Regions from separate parts of the Homo sapiens genome. Here all the other regions are linked to region 3. Evidence: read pairs that join two places in POLR2A ChIA-PET (ENCODE). Cell type or tissue: MCF 10A. All regions are shown on one strand. Region 1 overlaps FOSL2 (FOS like 2, AP-1 transcription factor subunit). Region 2 overlaps FOSL2 (FOS like 2, AP-1 transcription factor subunit). Region 3 overlaps BABAM2 (BRISC and BRCA1 A complex member 2).

Region 1 (5,000 bases), 130 kb after region 3:
TGCTTTGGAGTGGCGCTTCTGGCCAAAAGGGCCCTGGCAGGGAAGCAGCTGGGGAGCCTGGACGAGGGCTAAGGCCTTCTCTTTCTGTTTCTTTCCTTCCCTGCTTCTCTTCCCCCTGGCAGGCAGCCAGGTGGAGGAGGATAGAGTAAGTCTTTCAAGGGAACCCAGGAAAGCGTGGAGGCTGAAGGGAGGCGAGTCACCTAAGACAGCATTTATAAACTGTAACGCTTTGGGAAATCACAACTTATTAGCAACAGTTTCCATTGTGACATAGTGGTATTTCTTCAGAGAGGAATGAAATGTCAGAGGTCAAAGTGATGTTCAACGCAGAACCTGTGAAGAATGGTTAAATTCCTTATGGAAGGCTTTGGGGAACATCCCAGGTTCAGTAAAAATACAGAGTATTTGCGTTAAACTGGACCTCAGTGGGGATGTGATGGGAGGTATGAGACAGATTGTGCCCTTATCCTTTTCTCTTCTTGGGAGCCAATCTTCTAGGATGTTGGAATTGTCCCTTTTCCATCCTGGGAATCTAAAGAAAGGGTTCTTAAAGGGAAAGAACCCAGTCCCTTCCTAGATACACTCAATCATACCTGCTTGCCTGGCAAGGCAGTTTACAGAGTCCACAGGGCTTCATGGCTTGAATGCTTGATAACCCAGACAAAAATCTATCTGATGGAGAATCGCCTGGCCAAGGGGCTGGGCCAAGAACCCCAACCCTGACTTCCATCTCACATACCAGTTCTGCCCACTCACGAGTCTCTGGGATAAGCCCTCGGCCCCATCCGGTCCTGTAGGGGCCCAAACCCTAGTTCCAATACCTGTCAGCAAAAAGCCATGGGTTCATAGCTGAAGCCAAGGCTCCAGTATAGAGTCTCAGGAGGCAGTTTTCCCAAATCAGCAACTGTTGTGGGGGGAACTTCTCTGACCTGCTGAGGTTTGGTGGCCCTAGAGGGTCCGTGTTTTCGGCCGTCTTTCTCATTGGCAGTGGAAGGAGCACACGCATCCTTCCCAAGCAGCCCGGTGGCACCCTAGCAACAGGGTACAGCAGGGTGATGGGAGTTTCCATGCCCAAAGACCACAAGGCTTGTAAGGGTTTGAACGTCGGCTCAGGGTCTGGAGGTTCAAGCTGATAAGTGAGAGCCCGTCTCCTCGGCTACCTGGGTTGGAGGAACATCTCAGTTCTGACTTTTTGCTTTCTTATTTCCTCTGTATTCGTTTCCCTCCAACCTGAGCATGGGAGATGAGAATGAACCTCTGGGACAGGGGTTGGCAAACTATGTCCTGAGTATTTTTCTAAATAAAATACAGTGGCACAGTCCTGCCTATTTGTTTACATGTTATCTAGGGCTGCTTTCGCACTGCAGTGGCAGAATTGAGGTGCAGCCAAGACCGTATAGCCCACCAAGCCTAAAATATTTGCTGTCTGACCCTTCACAGCAAAAGTTTGCTAAACTCTGCTCTAGGAGGTGGATGGGGACCACTATATCCTTTTATAGGCATTCTTGCCCACCCCGCAGTTGACAGGGTGACACAGTGAAATATTTGGAGGCTTTGCCAGGCTGGAATGCTACATAGGCATCCAGCATCTTCAAAGTGTCCTTGAGGAGGACATGTTGGCTACAGAGCCCCAGGCAGCCGAGTGAGGTTTTGGGTTACCTCTCCTGATCCCATCACTCCCAGCACACTCCTGGCATGCATGCAGCAGGTTTGAAACTGCCCTGTAGCCCCCAGCTGAGCAGCTCTATCTTGGTTTGTGTTTAGTGTTAACTCGTCCGTAGAGAACCACGATTTATCTCCAGTGTGACATGTGGCTGATTCTCGGGTCTATTGGCATAGAAGAATGCTAGGCTAACTTCTGGGACCACAAACTCCTAACTTCACCTCTTCTCTCCTACCCCAGTGTCTGAATAACACGTTTCTGAATAACACGTTTCTGAATAACATGCTGGGAGTTGAGACAAGACCCATCTGCCAGATCTAATTGAAACTTTTGTGTGTCTCCAAGAGAAGCTCCTCTTGGAGACAAAAGCCTTCTTTATCAGAGCCCCGGGCCCCTCTGGGGATGGGACATTGTTTTCCTTGCAGTTTAGAGCCAGTGTATTATCCAGATGGCTTTGCCTCCTGTCTGAAACAAGGTGTACATGCGTTTCAGAGGCAGTCATTACCTCCTGGCTGGTTTTTATTGCTGTCTTGTTTTGTCTAGACCAAGCCATTGCTGCGAGGAATCTGGCTGATGTATACCGGGGAGCACACACCACGGACCTGCCCTCCAGAGCGGGTGGACTAGAGGGCCTCAGAGGGGCTAATAGGCATCCACTTATTCTGAAGGGGTCTTTGTCCCTCAGCTTTGCTTCAGATTTTCTGCTGGGTTCCCCAAGCCTAAAACGGGAGCACTTTTATTTGTTGGAATGAGGAGTGACTTTCTTAGGTGCTTTCCTAAAAGGAAAGCTGACAGCTTCCCCATGGAGGAGGGAGTCATATCAAACCATTGTGCTGAATGCCTCAGGTGCATTTCAAACCCAGAACCTGGCTTGGGGAGAGAAATGGAATTTAAAAGTTGGGTGCTTCCCAGGAGTGGGTAGCTGGCACTTCTCCCCAGAGCCTCCTGGGCAGAGTACACAGGCACATCTAATGATGATGGTGGTGGTGATGGTGACCTTCCATTGGTTTGGAGCAATGTTTCTCAACCCTGGCTGCACAACAGACTCTCCTTGGGGGTTTAAAAAAAAAAAAAAAGCTTATCAGAGCCCTGCCCCAAACCAATTATTTTAGAGGTCTAATGGCGAGGCTCTGACATTAGTGTGTTTTTTACAAGCTCCTTGGAATATTCTAATGTGTAGCCAGGGTTGAGAACCACTGGCGTGCTTTTATAGCCTGTGATTACAAGTAGCTACTCATTTAATCCTCATGGCAGTGCAGTGAGTTTGATGAGTATTCCCCTTTACATCCATGGAATTGAGTCCTTGAGCCCAGGGCAAGGCACTCAGTGGCTAAGCCAGGCCTCAACCCCATGCCTCCTGACCCCGAGTGCAGTGTTGACTCCCCGCCCCTCCCATCCAGCAGCTCAGGAAAAAAATAGCTGTCTGGGACTTGGTGCTTCTACACACACTCAGCCATGCCTGCTGTTCTCACGACTCTGCCTACTCACAGCCCAGCCCCAATTGGCCATTTTTCCTCCTTGAAGATCATTTCCCACTTGGATGCTTTCCTGTTCACTGCACTCTTCCCTCCTTCATATGCACACACCTGCTGCTTTTCAGTCAGCGCCTGATAAAAAGCCCACTTTTCTTTGCCTTCAGAAATGCAACTCAGAATCTATCACCCTGGGCAGCTCTCTTCACGGGATCCCAGAATCCATTGTACTGGGTAACTTTCCTCCAGTATCCCAGAACCCATTGCTCTAGGCAGCTCTCCTCCTGAATCTCAGAATGATGCATTGCACCGGATAACTTTTCTCCAGAATGCCAGAAACCATTGTTCTGTGCAACTCTCCTCTTGAATCTCAGAATGCATTGTACTGGGTAACTTTCCTCCAGAATCCCAGAACCCATTGCTCTGTGCAGCTCTCCTCCCGAATCCCAGAATGCATTGTGCTGGGTAACTTTCCTCCAGAATCCCAGAACCCATTGCTCTAGGTGGCTCTCCTCCCGAATCCCAGAATGCATTGCAATGGGTAACTTTCCTCCAGAATCCTAGAACCAATTGCTTTAGGCAGCTCTCCTCCCAAACCCCAGAATCCATTGCACTGGGTAACTTTCCTCCAGAATCCCAGAATCCATTGTGCTGGGCAGCTCTCTTCACTGAAGCCCTTGGCCTGGGCCCCCGAGGTGGTCTGGTTGATGAGGCAGCCGTTCCAACATGCAGACTAGGGTCAGGCAGATAGCAGGGAATTGAGCAAGAAGGGGTCCCCAGCTCTGTCAGCTGTAGTGAGGTACTCTATGTGTTATTTACACAGCAGGAACCCTGATGTTGTGACAAGGCAAAGACAATGGTGGTGCCAGCTTCCATTGCTGCGAATGCTTCTATCCTAGTTGGTCTGATTGGACCAGCATAGGGAGGGTTCTACAGCATCCATGCTAATGATAGTGGGGTTCCATTCGGGGCCAGACAGACCTGTGGTACCTTCTTTGTGAGAGGGGAGGTCTATAGGGGATGACCTGACACTCTGTCTGAGGGCAGTGGGGGTGGATAACCAGCACTTAGGGCTGGATTTTGAGGAAGAAAGCAATGGAAAAGGAGCTTGTATACCACTGTGTTCAGGGGCTCTGGCCTCTTTGTCAGGCTGGACTGGGTTTGAATCCTGACCCCGCTGCTTATTAGCAATGTGGCCTTGAATAAGTTACTTAATCTCACTAAGCCTAAATTTCTGTCCCTAAAATGGAGCTAATGGTCGTTCTTCACTCAGAGAGAGAATTAGTGAGATAATCTAGGTAAGCCATGGTGTCTGACATTTAGTAAGTGCCCAGGAAGTGTTGTTAGCTATTGTCTTCATCTCACCCAGTTTTTAAGTGGGGAAGAAACTACTTGGAGAAGCTTTATGTGGACACAGGAGTCATCTGAAGATGAAGGTTCACCTGGGTTCCATTAGGGGGACTTGCCTCTGAAAAGCTGGAAGTAGGGGGCTCTTCTCTCCTTCCCGCTTCTTGCAGTTTCCAGTAGCTGCCTTGGAGAAAGGTCAGGACCAGCTGCTAAGGAGCACAGCCCATTTTAGTTTCTATACTCTGTCATCATCTTATATTTTAAATAGAATGCTTCCTGCAGCATGTTCCAGAGAGCTCTGCAACGTGGTCTGGGCATAAATTAAGAAGCGGGGAGAAAACTGCACTAGCAGCACCAGAGTTTCCCACAGAAACATCTGTGAACATAGATCAATGCCTATGTAGCTGGGTAGAGAGACACACTCAGCCAGTCTGCCCCAAGCAAGATGCTGATGATGGGAAGGGAGGAGGGACAAGGACAGCAAGGGATGTCTGGCTGCAAATGCCGCTACTTGTTAG
Region 2 (5,000 bases), 140 kb after region 3:
CAGCCTGGGTAAGACAGAGTGAGACTCTGTCTCAAAAAAAAAAAAAAGAAAGAAATTGGAGTGAAAAAAGGGAGGAGGAGAGGCTGTGATAATCCCACAGGGATTTGCTGAGCACTTCTGAGAAGCCAGGCACTGTTCTAGGTGCTAGGGATACAGGAGTGTGCATGACAAAGTCTCCACTCTCTAGCAGCCTAGGGCTTAGCGTTTATCCATCCACAGGTGGGCTGGCATGGGGTTGGGGAGTAAGAGAAGGAGAGAGGTGGGTAGAGCTGTGTTCCGTACCCCCTTCTCCATGCAGATCTCTGCAGTACTCACCCCTCAGGGGTACCGAGGGGGCAGTCCTGGCACCAAGGCCATAGAACATAGACCCTGGAGTCAGATACATTGGGAATCAAATCTGGGCTACCCCACCTGCTAGCTCGGTGACTTTGGAAAATTAACAGAACCCCTCTGAACCTCAGTTTCCTCATCTGCAAAATGGGGCGATGATAACATCTGCTTCCAAAAAACTCCTGGAAGATTGAATGAGATCATCTCTGAAATGCTTAACACTGTGCCCTGCACAAAGTAGGTGCTGGGTTATGGCAGCTGCAGTTGTTGTCTTACCCCCTCTCCAAGCTGACTTTCCTTCTTTGGAAATGAAAGGAATCTTGAGCCTCCAGGTGACTGAGAGACTCAGACCAGCGGGGTCTGTGGTTAGGTGTGTGAGCCTCTGCTCTCACAGTGTCTGAGAACATTACTGGTTTTCTCTTTCCTGCCTAGATTGGTCCCTGGCAGGTTGCTGTCCCTCACATCCCTCTCTTTCCGTGGCAGGAGACAGAGGAGCTGGAGGAGGAGAAGTCAGGCCTGCAGAAGGAGATTGCTGAGCTGCAGAAGGAGAAGGAGAAGCTGGAGTTCATGTTGGTGGCTCACGGCCCAGTGTGCAAGATTAGCCCCGAGGAGCGCCGATCGCCCCCAGCCCCTGGGCTGCAGCCCATGCGCAGTGGGGGTGGCTCGGTGGGCGCTGTAGTGGTGAAACAGGAGCCCCTGGAAGAGGACAGCCCCTCGTCCTCGTCGGCGGGGCTGGACAAGGCCCAGCGCTCTGTCATCAAGCCCATCAGCATTGCTGGGGGCTTCTACGGTGAGGAGCCCCTGCACACCCCCATCGTGGTGACCTCCACACCTGCTGTCACTCCGGGCACCTCGAACCTCGTCTTCACCTATCCTAGCGTCCTGGAGCAGGAGTCACCCGCATCTCCCTCCGAATCCTGCTCCAAGGCTCACCGCAGAAGCAGTAGCAGCGGGGACCAATCATCAGACTCCTTGAACTCCCCCACTCTGCTGGCTCTGTAACCCAGTGCACCTCCCTCCCCAGCTCCGGAGGGGGTCCTCCTCGCTCCTCCTTCCCAGGGACCAGCACCTTCAAGCGCTCCAGGGCCGTGAGGGCAAGAGGGGGACCTGCCACCAGGGAGCTTCCTGGCTCTGGGGGACCCAGGTGGGACTTAGCAGTGAGTATTGGAAGACTTGGGTTGATCTCTTAGAAGCCATGGGACCTCCTCCCTCATTCATCTTGCAAGCAAATCCCATTTCTTGAAAAGCCTTGGAGAACTCGGTTTGGTAGACTTGGACATCTCTCTGGCTTCTGAAGAGCCTGAAGCTGGCCTGGACCATTCCTGTCCCTTTGTTACCATACTGTCTCTGGAGTGATGGTGTCCTTCCCTGCCCCACCACGCATGCTCAGTGCCTTTTGGTTTCACCTTCCCTCGACTTGACCCTTTCCTCCCCCAGCGTCAGTTTCACTCCCTCTTGGTTTTTATCAAATTTGCCATGACATTTCATCTGGGTGGTCTGAATATTAAAGCTCTTCATTTCTGGAGATGGGGCAGCAGGTGGCTCTTCTGCTGGGGCTGACTTGTCCAGAAGGGGACAAAGTGCAATACAGAGCCTTCCCTACCCTGACGCCTCCCAGTCATCATCTCCAGAACTCCCAGCGGGGCTCCCTGAGCTCTCAAGGAGATGCTGCCATCACTGGGAGGCTCAGAGGACCCTTCCTGCCCACCTTCGGAGACGGCTTCTGGAGGAACGGCTTGGCCAGAAGACAGGGTGTGAGTGAGACAGTGGGGCACAGGTTGGGTTTGCCAAACGCCTAATTACCAGGCCAGGAAGCATGCCAACAAAGCCACACGGGTGTCCTAGCCAGCTTCCCTTCACCTGGTGTCTTGAGTAGGGCGTCTCCTGTAATTACTGCCTTGCCATTCTGCCCCTGGACCCTTCTCTCCGGACCAGGGAGGCGTCCCTCCCTAGGAGCCACACATTATACTCCAAGTCCCTGCCGGGCTCCGCCTTTCCCCCACCCTGGCTCTCAGGGTGACGCCACCCACAGAGATTTAATGAGCGTGGGCCTGGACCTTCCCCAGATGCTGCCAGGCAGCCCCTCCCCAAGCCTCAAAGAAGCATTTGCTGAGGATGGAGAGGCAGGGGAGGGAGGCGGGAGGCCGTCACTGGAGTGGCGTCTGCAGCAGCTGCTGCCCCAGCACCCGCTCAGCCTGTCCTGGCTGCTCACCTCCCCGCAGGGCACCGGGCCTTTCCTGCCCTCTGTGGTCATCTGCCACCTGCTGGATCAAGTGCTTTCTCTTTTACACTCCCCTGTCCCCACCCCAGTGCACTCTTCTGGCCCAGGCAGCAAGCAAGCTGTGAACAGCTGGCCTGAGCTGTCGCTGTGGCTTGTGGCTCATGCGCCATTCCTGGTTGTCTGTTGAATCTTTCTGGCTGCTGGAATTGGAGATAGGATGTTTTGCTTCCCACTGCAGGAGAGCTGCCCCCTTTCACGGGGTTGGGGAAGGGTCCCCCTGGCCTCCAGCAGGAGCACAGCTCAGCAGGGTCCCTGCTGCCCACCCCTCTGAGCCTTTTCTCCCCAGGGTATGGCTCCTGCTGAGTTTCTTGTCCAGCAGGGCCTTGACAGGAATCCAGGGAGTAGCTCCTGGCCAGAACCAGCCTCTGCGGGGCTTGTGCTCTGCAAAGACTCTGCTGCTGGGGATTCAGCTCTAGAGGTCACAGTATCCTCGTTTGAAAGATAATTAAGATCCCCCGTGGAGAAAGCAGTGACACATTCACACAGCTGTTCCCTCGCATGTTATTTCATGAACATGACCTGTTTTCGTGCACTAGACACACAGAGTGGAACAGCCGTATGCTTAAAGTACATGGGCCAGTGGGACTGGAAGTGACCTGTACAAGTGATGCAGAAAGGAGGGTTTCAAAGAAAAAGGATTTTGTTTAAAATACTTTAAAAATGTTATTTCCTGCATCCCTTGGCTGTGATGCCCCTCTCCCGATTTCCCAGGGGCTCTGGGAGGGACCCTTCTAAGAAGATTGGGCAGTTGGGTTTCTGGCTTGAGATGAATCCAAGCAGCAGAATGAGCCAGGAGTAGCAGGAGATGGGCAAAGAAAACTGGGGTGCACTCAGCTCTCACAGGGGTAATCATCTCAAGTGGTATTTGTAGCCAAGTGGGAGCTATTTTCTTTTTTGTGCATATAGATATTTCTTAAATGAAGCTGCTTTCTTGTCTTTTATTTCTAAAAGCCCCCTTATACCCCACTTTGTGCAGCAAAGATCCCCGTGCAGGTCACAGCCTGATTTGTGGCCAGGCTGGACAAATTCCTGAGGCACAACTTGGCTTCAGTTCAGATTTCAAGCTGTGTTGGTGTTGGGACCAGCAGAAGGCAAACGTCCAGCCAACACACAGGACTGTAAGAGGACTCTGAGCTACGTGCCCTGTGAAGACCCCCAGGCTTTGTCATAGGAGGTCGTTCAGCTTCCCCAAAGTCAGAGGTGATTTGATTTGGGGAAGACTGAATATTCACACCTAAGTCGTGAGCATATCCTGAGTTTTACTTCCTTATGGCTTGCCCTCCAAGTTCTCTCTCTCATACACACACACACCCTTGCTCCAGAATCACCAGACACCTCCATGGCTCCAGCTATGGGAACAGCTGCATTGGGGCTGCCTTTCTGTTTGGCTTAGGAACTTCTGTGCTTCTTGTGGCTCCACTCGCGAGGCAGCTCGGAGGTGTGGACTCCGATTGGGCTGCAGGCAGCTCTGGGACGGCACAGGGCGGGCGCTCTGATCAGCTCGTGTAAAACACACCGTCTTCTTGGCCTCCTGGCCAGTCTTTCTGCGAATAGTCCTCTCCCTGGCCAGTTGAATGGGGGAAGCTGCTGGCACAGGAAGGAGAGGCGATCCCGGCTGAGGCTTAGGAAATTGCTGGAGCCGGCTCCAAGCAGATAATTCACTGGGGAGGTTTTCAGAGTCAAACATCATTCTGCCTGTGTTGGGGGCCAGGTGTGTCACACAAGCATCTCAAAGTCAAAAGCCATCTGGGGCTGCTGCTTCTGTTTCTCAGGCTCTGGGGAAAGGAATCTCCCTCTCCTCTCACTTGATTCCAAGTGTGGTTGAATTGTCTGGAGCACTGGGACTTTTTTTCTCTTTTCCTTGATGGACCAACAGTGCAAATGCAATCTCGCCATTTAACTTTCAGGTCGATTTCCTTTCCTGATCAGACATCTTTGTGCCCCCTTTAGGAAGGAAAAGAATACACCTACGATGTGCCAGGCACTGTGTTAGGCGCTTTTATATAGATCCTCGTTAGGATGAGACTAAGGGATGAGGACATCTCTTTATAAAAGGCCCCTAAGTAATGGATAAACAGAAACACTTAGAGGTGAGAAGGTCTGTCTTCAAGATCCAAGGTAAGATTGCCTTCAGTCTGATGTTTGTTCTCAAGGACTTATCCCCTACAATATTCTCCCACTCCATACTTCTCCTTCTACCCCACCATGTGCTCCCGTGCACTCCTCAGATGGTCAGAGGGGTAACCCAAGTCCTTAGAGAATTTGGGGACCAATAGAATATGTGATGTGTGAATTTTCTTTAAAAAACTTAAGGAGTCTTTGCTACCTTCTGCTTGTTGAGTTGTTTTGGCATTCATATTAAAAGCCAGCATCTCACTATTTATTGACA
Region 3 (5,000 bases):
CTGGCTGTGAAGGGTAAAAATAAGAGCTAGCACAGGCACATGGAGCTGATACGACGTCCCTGTTTAGGGCACAGTTCTTACCCAATTCCACGGACCGAACATTTTCTGCTCCATCCAGCTTTTAATGGCAGACCAGTTTCTATGAACTGAGGCTTCAGCCCTTGGAATGATGTCTCATTTGCCCGTCTCTTTTCTCCTTCTTAACCACTTAGGTACCACATTGTACAGTGCAGTGGGTGCAGTGGTTCATGCCCTGACTACGTCAGAACCCCTGAGAGCCTTGGCAGATTCTGAGGACTGAGCACCTCCTGCCTTTCTTCTCTTCTCTCCTCTCCCTGTTCCACTGTTCAATCTGAAAGGGGTTAGGGAGGATTGGTTGCTGAACTTGTGTGGTTTTAATAAAATAGCTTCAGGCCAGGCCCAGTGGCTCACGCCTCTAATCCCAGCACTTTGGGAGGCCGAGGTGGGAGGATCACTTGAGGTCAGGAGTTCGAGACCAGCCTGGCCAACATAGTGAAACCCCGTGTCTACTAAAAATACAAAAATTAGCTGCATGTAGTGGCATGGACTTGTAGTCCCAGCTTCTTGGGAGGATGAGGTACGAGAATTGCTTGAACCTGGGAGGCAGAGGTTGCAGTGAGCCGAGATTATACCACTGCACTCCAGCCTGGGCAACAGAGCAAGACTGTCTCCAAAAAAAATAAAAAATAAAACAGCTTCATGGGTAAATCTGATACCCAGCAAGTGTGGAGGCTACACAGGCAGTCAAAGGAGCACCCATCTTAGTCAGGAAACTGGGTTAACTTCTCAGCCTCACCACGCAGTGGCTCCGAGATTCAGCTTCCTCGTCTGTGAAATGAGATTGACACTTACCCTGCCTAGCTCATGGAGGTTTGTGAGGATTAAATCACATGAAAGCAAAGGGGAAGGCGTCATGTGCTATAGAAATGCAAGGTGTTACTCATTCCTGTGTTTGCCACTCCCGTGCCTTCACCCTTGCTTATAACCTGTCACCTCCAGGACTAGCTCACTGGCCAGCTGGTTTGTCTGTGGCTCTTGGGCCTTGCCACCACATTAATCATTTCAAGACACCACCTTTATCTGGCGGCCTTCCCCAGTAGACAGGCTCACCTTCCCCATCCAGCTTTCTCTCCCACTCAGCCTTGGCCTCTTTGTTGACCCTTCTTGCTTTTTCTCCTTGACCTCCTCATCTTTCTTGCACCATTTCTTAAAAGCTGTCTTCAGCTTCACTGTCTAACCGAGCACTCCCACCTGAATAACACTTGATCCAAATAACGTAATTATGAGATCTGTTATCTTGAATGGTTCCTTAATTGTCATATGTATTTGCTTCATTATTCTGCTTAATTTGCTTACTGAGGTCCAGGACTAAATCTAAACCATGTTTTGTTTTGTTTTTTGAGACAGAATCTCATTCTGTTGTCAGGACCAGAATGCAGTGGTGCGATCTTGGCTCACTGCAGCCTTAACCTCCTAGACTCAGGCAATCCTCCCACCTCAACCCCCTATGCCAGTAGCTGGGACTACAGGTGCACCCACCATGCCCAGCTAATTTTTTGTGTTTTTAGTAGAGACAGGGTTTTGCCATGTTGCCCAGGCTTCTAAACCATGTTTTAACTCTTTGTTATGCACAGCGCCTGGCCCGGTGTTAGGCACTAGACAAGAGCTCAGTAACCACTTGCTGAAATGGGAGAGCTGAGTGGTCAGAGCACCTTGAAGTCTGTGTAGCACTTGCATGTACAGTGTCCCTTTTCATCGTCACAGCCCTGAGAGGTAAATGGTGTGACTCTTCCCATTTTGCAAATGAGAAAAGAGAAACTTAGGAGAGGTTATGTAACATCAACTTTGTGGGCTGAGGCTGAGTGAAGACCTCGCAGAAGAGACCAGACCCAGCATGCTCCAGTAGCTCCACTGCAGGGGGTGGCTGCTTACGAGGACAGAGAGCAGAATTCAGACGACTCCAGCTGACCTACTTGGTGCAAGTCAAGTGAATACTAGTCGGGAGGGATTAGATGACTCAGCCTCTGCCTTCGTTGGAGTCAGGAAGTAGGCTTTGCAGTCCATTTCCTGGGGAATTTTCAGATGGACCAGTGATTTCATTTTCCTCTTCTAAAGCACCCCCATGCACAGGGAAAGGTTGTTCACGTGGCCATTTGGATGAAGCCAACGGATCTGATGTCTTAAAGGAGAAGCTGAAACAGCAGTGGAAACTTTCTAGGCCTGTTGGTATTAGTAATTTCATTCCTGGCCAAACATGAATGAGAAATCCTTCTAGTCCACTTTGACTGAGGCTAGAGTGTGGATTAACAGTGCTTTGATATTTCAGTATTGCTGCCCAGGTTGTGAAGGTATAAGCCTCATGCAGGTCACCTGCTCTTGCCTCCATTGTACCTATTGCCTAACTGGGATAGGCCTGGGGTGGGGCTGCTGAGAGCTGACAATGCCAGGCCAGGAAAGGCAAGCTAAAGACCAGCAGGCAGGCCTCGGGGTTGGAAAGCTACACAGTAAACGGGTGGAGTACCAAAGCTTAGTTGTGTGTCTAGAGAATTCAGGGTGTGGTGAGTGATCAGCTCCTGGAAGAGCAAAGATTAGTATTTAATACATATGCATTTATTAGCGTGGCTGGGTCTCTCGTCAAAAATGTCATAATTTCACAGATCAGGATTTTAAAGCAAATAGAATTATTGATATATATCTCTTCCAACAGCCAATAAACATCCCGCAGAGAGGACAGCTTACGCATGGGCTCACACAAAGAAAATTGCAGAGTCTTTGCTTAAGCTACAGCCTGAAATATTAAAATTCTGATTTTCATGCGCTGTTAGAAATAGTTTTCAAAGAATTCCTTCCTCCAGCCCCATCACAACCCCTGCCCATGTGAGAGGTTAGGAGTAAATCATATGTTTTTTAAAACATTTGCTGAAACCTCCTCCCTTTTCCAAGTCTACCAAATTTTTATCTCAAAAAAAAAAAAAAGAAAGAAAGAAAAAAATGGGACTAATATGACAACAAGATTTTTACCTTCACAGTAAATAGTACAATTTAGCTGAGTAACTTGTGGAAGCTTGTTAGGTTGAAGTGACTCACTTGCGTAGATGAAGTTATTTTTAGAGATGTAATTTGTACTGTTTAGAAAAGAATAAAGAGATGGTAAAAGGCTAGATCGCTCATTATAGTTTACAGAGCTCATGAACCCAGCATCCATGCAAAAGATGACTAAGCAAGGGGTCGGTTGGTACTTTCTCTCAGAATTTTACAGATGTGAGTCATCCACTTTAGTCTGCAGACACAGCACCGAGATACCTGTGACTCAGCTCTCATTTAGAAAAAGCCCTAGAATTCAATTCTGATACACTTTTATAGTTAAGTAGTGAGGAAATTACATACTGAAGCAAAATATGCCTTTGTAACGCGCAGCCGTGGGATGTTTTTAGCAAAGACTGATTTATCTTCATCTCTGGCCTTTGAAAGAATCGACCTGTGATCCACGCTGGGTAACGTGCCCATTGAGCCTGCTGGTACACATCACAGTGCCCACCTTCTTCGTGTTTGGCTCACAACCCAAGTACTAAATTGTCCTCAATAGAAATCTCAGCCTCACCCTTTCTACACTTGGATGCCCCAGCACTAAGGCCCACTTCCTTTAACCAAATACATGTACATATATGTGTTCGTATATATGAAAATCTTCTGCCTAAAATATTAAAATTCTAGTTTTCATAAGCTGGCAGAAATAGCTTGCAAAGGCTTCATCTCCTTCACTCTTTACGTATGTTAGGGGTTAGAAGGAATAAAATCATGTTTTCCTACAGTATTCTCATATTTTTAGTAAACCCTGCACAAAACATACATACAGATGATGAGCATTATCTTTACACATTAGCAGACGGCAGAGTGAGCCCATGTTCTCTGTGCAGGGCCATTGCTTTGTTCTGAGGCGCAGGGCTCTGCTGGCCTAGTGACCCTCCCCGTGCAGCCTCATGCTTGGCTATCTCCCTCGTCACTGACACACACTGATGACATAGCCTGTTTGGAGTTAAGCCTCAGAACGTAACCTGTCCATTTATTCATTTATTTTTAGACAGAGTCTGGCTCCATCGCCCAGGCTGGAGTGCAGTGGGGCGACCTCGGCTCACTGCAACCTCTGCCTCCTGGGTTCAAGCGATTCTCCTGCCTCAGCTTCCCGAGTAGCTGGGACTACAGGTGCCCGCCACCACACCTAGCTAATTTTTGTATTTTTAGTGCAGACAGGTTTCACCATGTTGGCCAGGCTGGTCTCAAACTCCTGACCTCAAGTGATCCTCCAGCCTCATCCTCCCAAAGTGCTGGGATTACAGACGTGAGCCACTGTTCCCGGCCCATAATCTGTCCTTTTAAATATATGGAAAGTGGTCCCTTGTAGTTTGCAGACACATCAATAGATTATTCATAACCAACAAAGGATTTTGTTTATTATATTTGCCAAAGAAACATGGACATGGTTGCAAAAGCAAATACTTCACAAAGATGTATAATGAAAAGCAAGAGTACCCCGCCCCATGCCTGCCCTTTCACAGCTGCTTTTAACCACTTCTGGTGCTTCACGGTTGCCTCCGTAACCAGCTGACTGTTTTGTTCCTCACCTGCTATGTCTGTAGCACTATTACCAAGAGCGTTCGGGCATGCAGAGGTTAAAGTCTGGTCCTATTGTTAAGGAGAAAAGCCTTGTGTACCTTCAAGTCAACTCAGCAAACATTTGAGTATCTACTATGGACCAACGTCTAGGTTAAGCCATGTGGTCACAGAAATGGATAGCTACACTAAGGAGTTTGTACTCGGGTAAGGGAGACAGGCATGCAAACACTGCGTGGAAAATGCCATAATACATGTGTAGAAACCCCCTCAGAAGGGTTTTACACATATGTCCTAGAGCTCAGTCTTGGAAGTGCAATTAGAAATCTGGTAGGTAGATAAAGAGGAAAGGATGTCCAAGGCAGAGA

The links. ChIA-PET counts read pairs that join two places held together with the same protein. Peaks named below come from ENCODE experiments on the same cell type or tissue, not always from the same donor. Only the 100,000 strongest peaks of a DNase experiment are listed, where the experiment ranks them.
Region 1: POLR2A ChIA-PET joins it to region 3 with 11 read pairs; 15 of 35 experiments call an interaction of 5 or more read pairs at or near these places.
Region 2: POLR2A ChIA-PET joins it to region 3 with 14 read pairs; 5 of 35 experiments call an interaction of 5 or more read pairs at or near these places.

The regions. Positions count from the first base shown.
Region 1 is chr2:28,398,515-28,403,514 of GRCh38, forward strand. The region is part of intron 1 of FOSL2 (FOS like 2, AP-1 transcription factor subunit); the gene reads left to right. Among named protein-coding and RNA genes, the nearest start is that of FOSL2-AS1, 6.3 kb to the left of the region's middle. In MCF 10A, no CTCF peak of the experiment used is centred here; a DNase peak (open chromatin) is centred at 147.
Region 2 is chr2:28,411,117-28,416,116 of GRCh38, forward strand. It overlaps FOSL2 (FOS like 2, AP-1 transcription factor subunit), which reads left to right. Exons shown (of 4, transcript NM_005253.4): 4 at 814-5,000. The coding sequence ends at 1,332. Among named protein-coding and RNA genes, the nearest start is that of FOSL2-AS1, 19 kb to the left of the region's middle. RefSeq lists enhancers at 1,925-2,529, 2,530-3,134. In MCF 10A, no CTCF peak of the experiment used is centred here; no DNase peak of the experiment used is centred here.
Region 3 is chr2:28,273,025-28,278,024 of GRCh38, forward strand. The region is part of intron 10 of BABAM2 (BRISC and BRCA1 A complex member 2); the gene reads left to right. LOC124907745 (a long non-coding RNA gene) reads right to left here. Exons shown (of 2, transcript XR_007086254.1): 1 at 1-5,000. Among named protein-coding and RNA genes, the nearest start is that of BABAM2-AS2, 35 kb to the right of the region's middle. RefSeq lists enhancers at 1,704-1,813, 2,412-3,611. In MCF 10A, no CTCF peak of the experiment used is centred here; DNase peaks (open chromatin) are centred at 2,077, 2,447 and 3,257.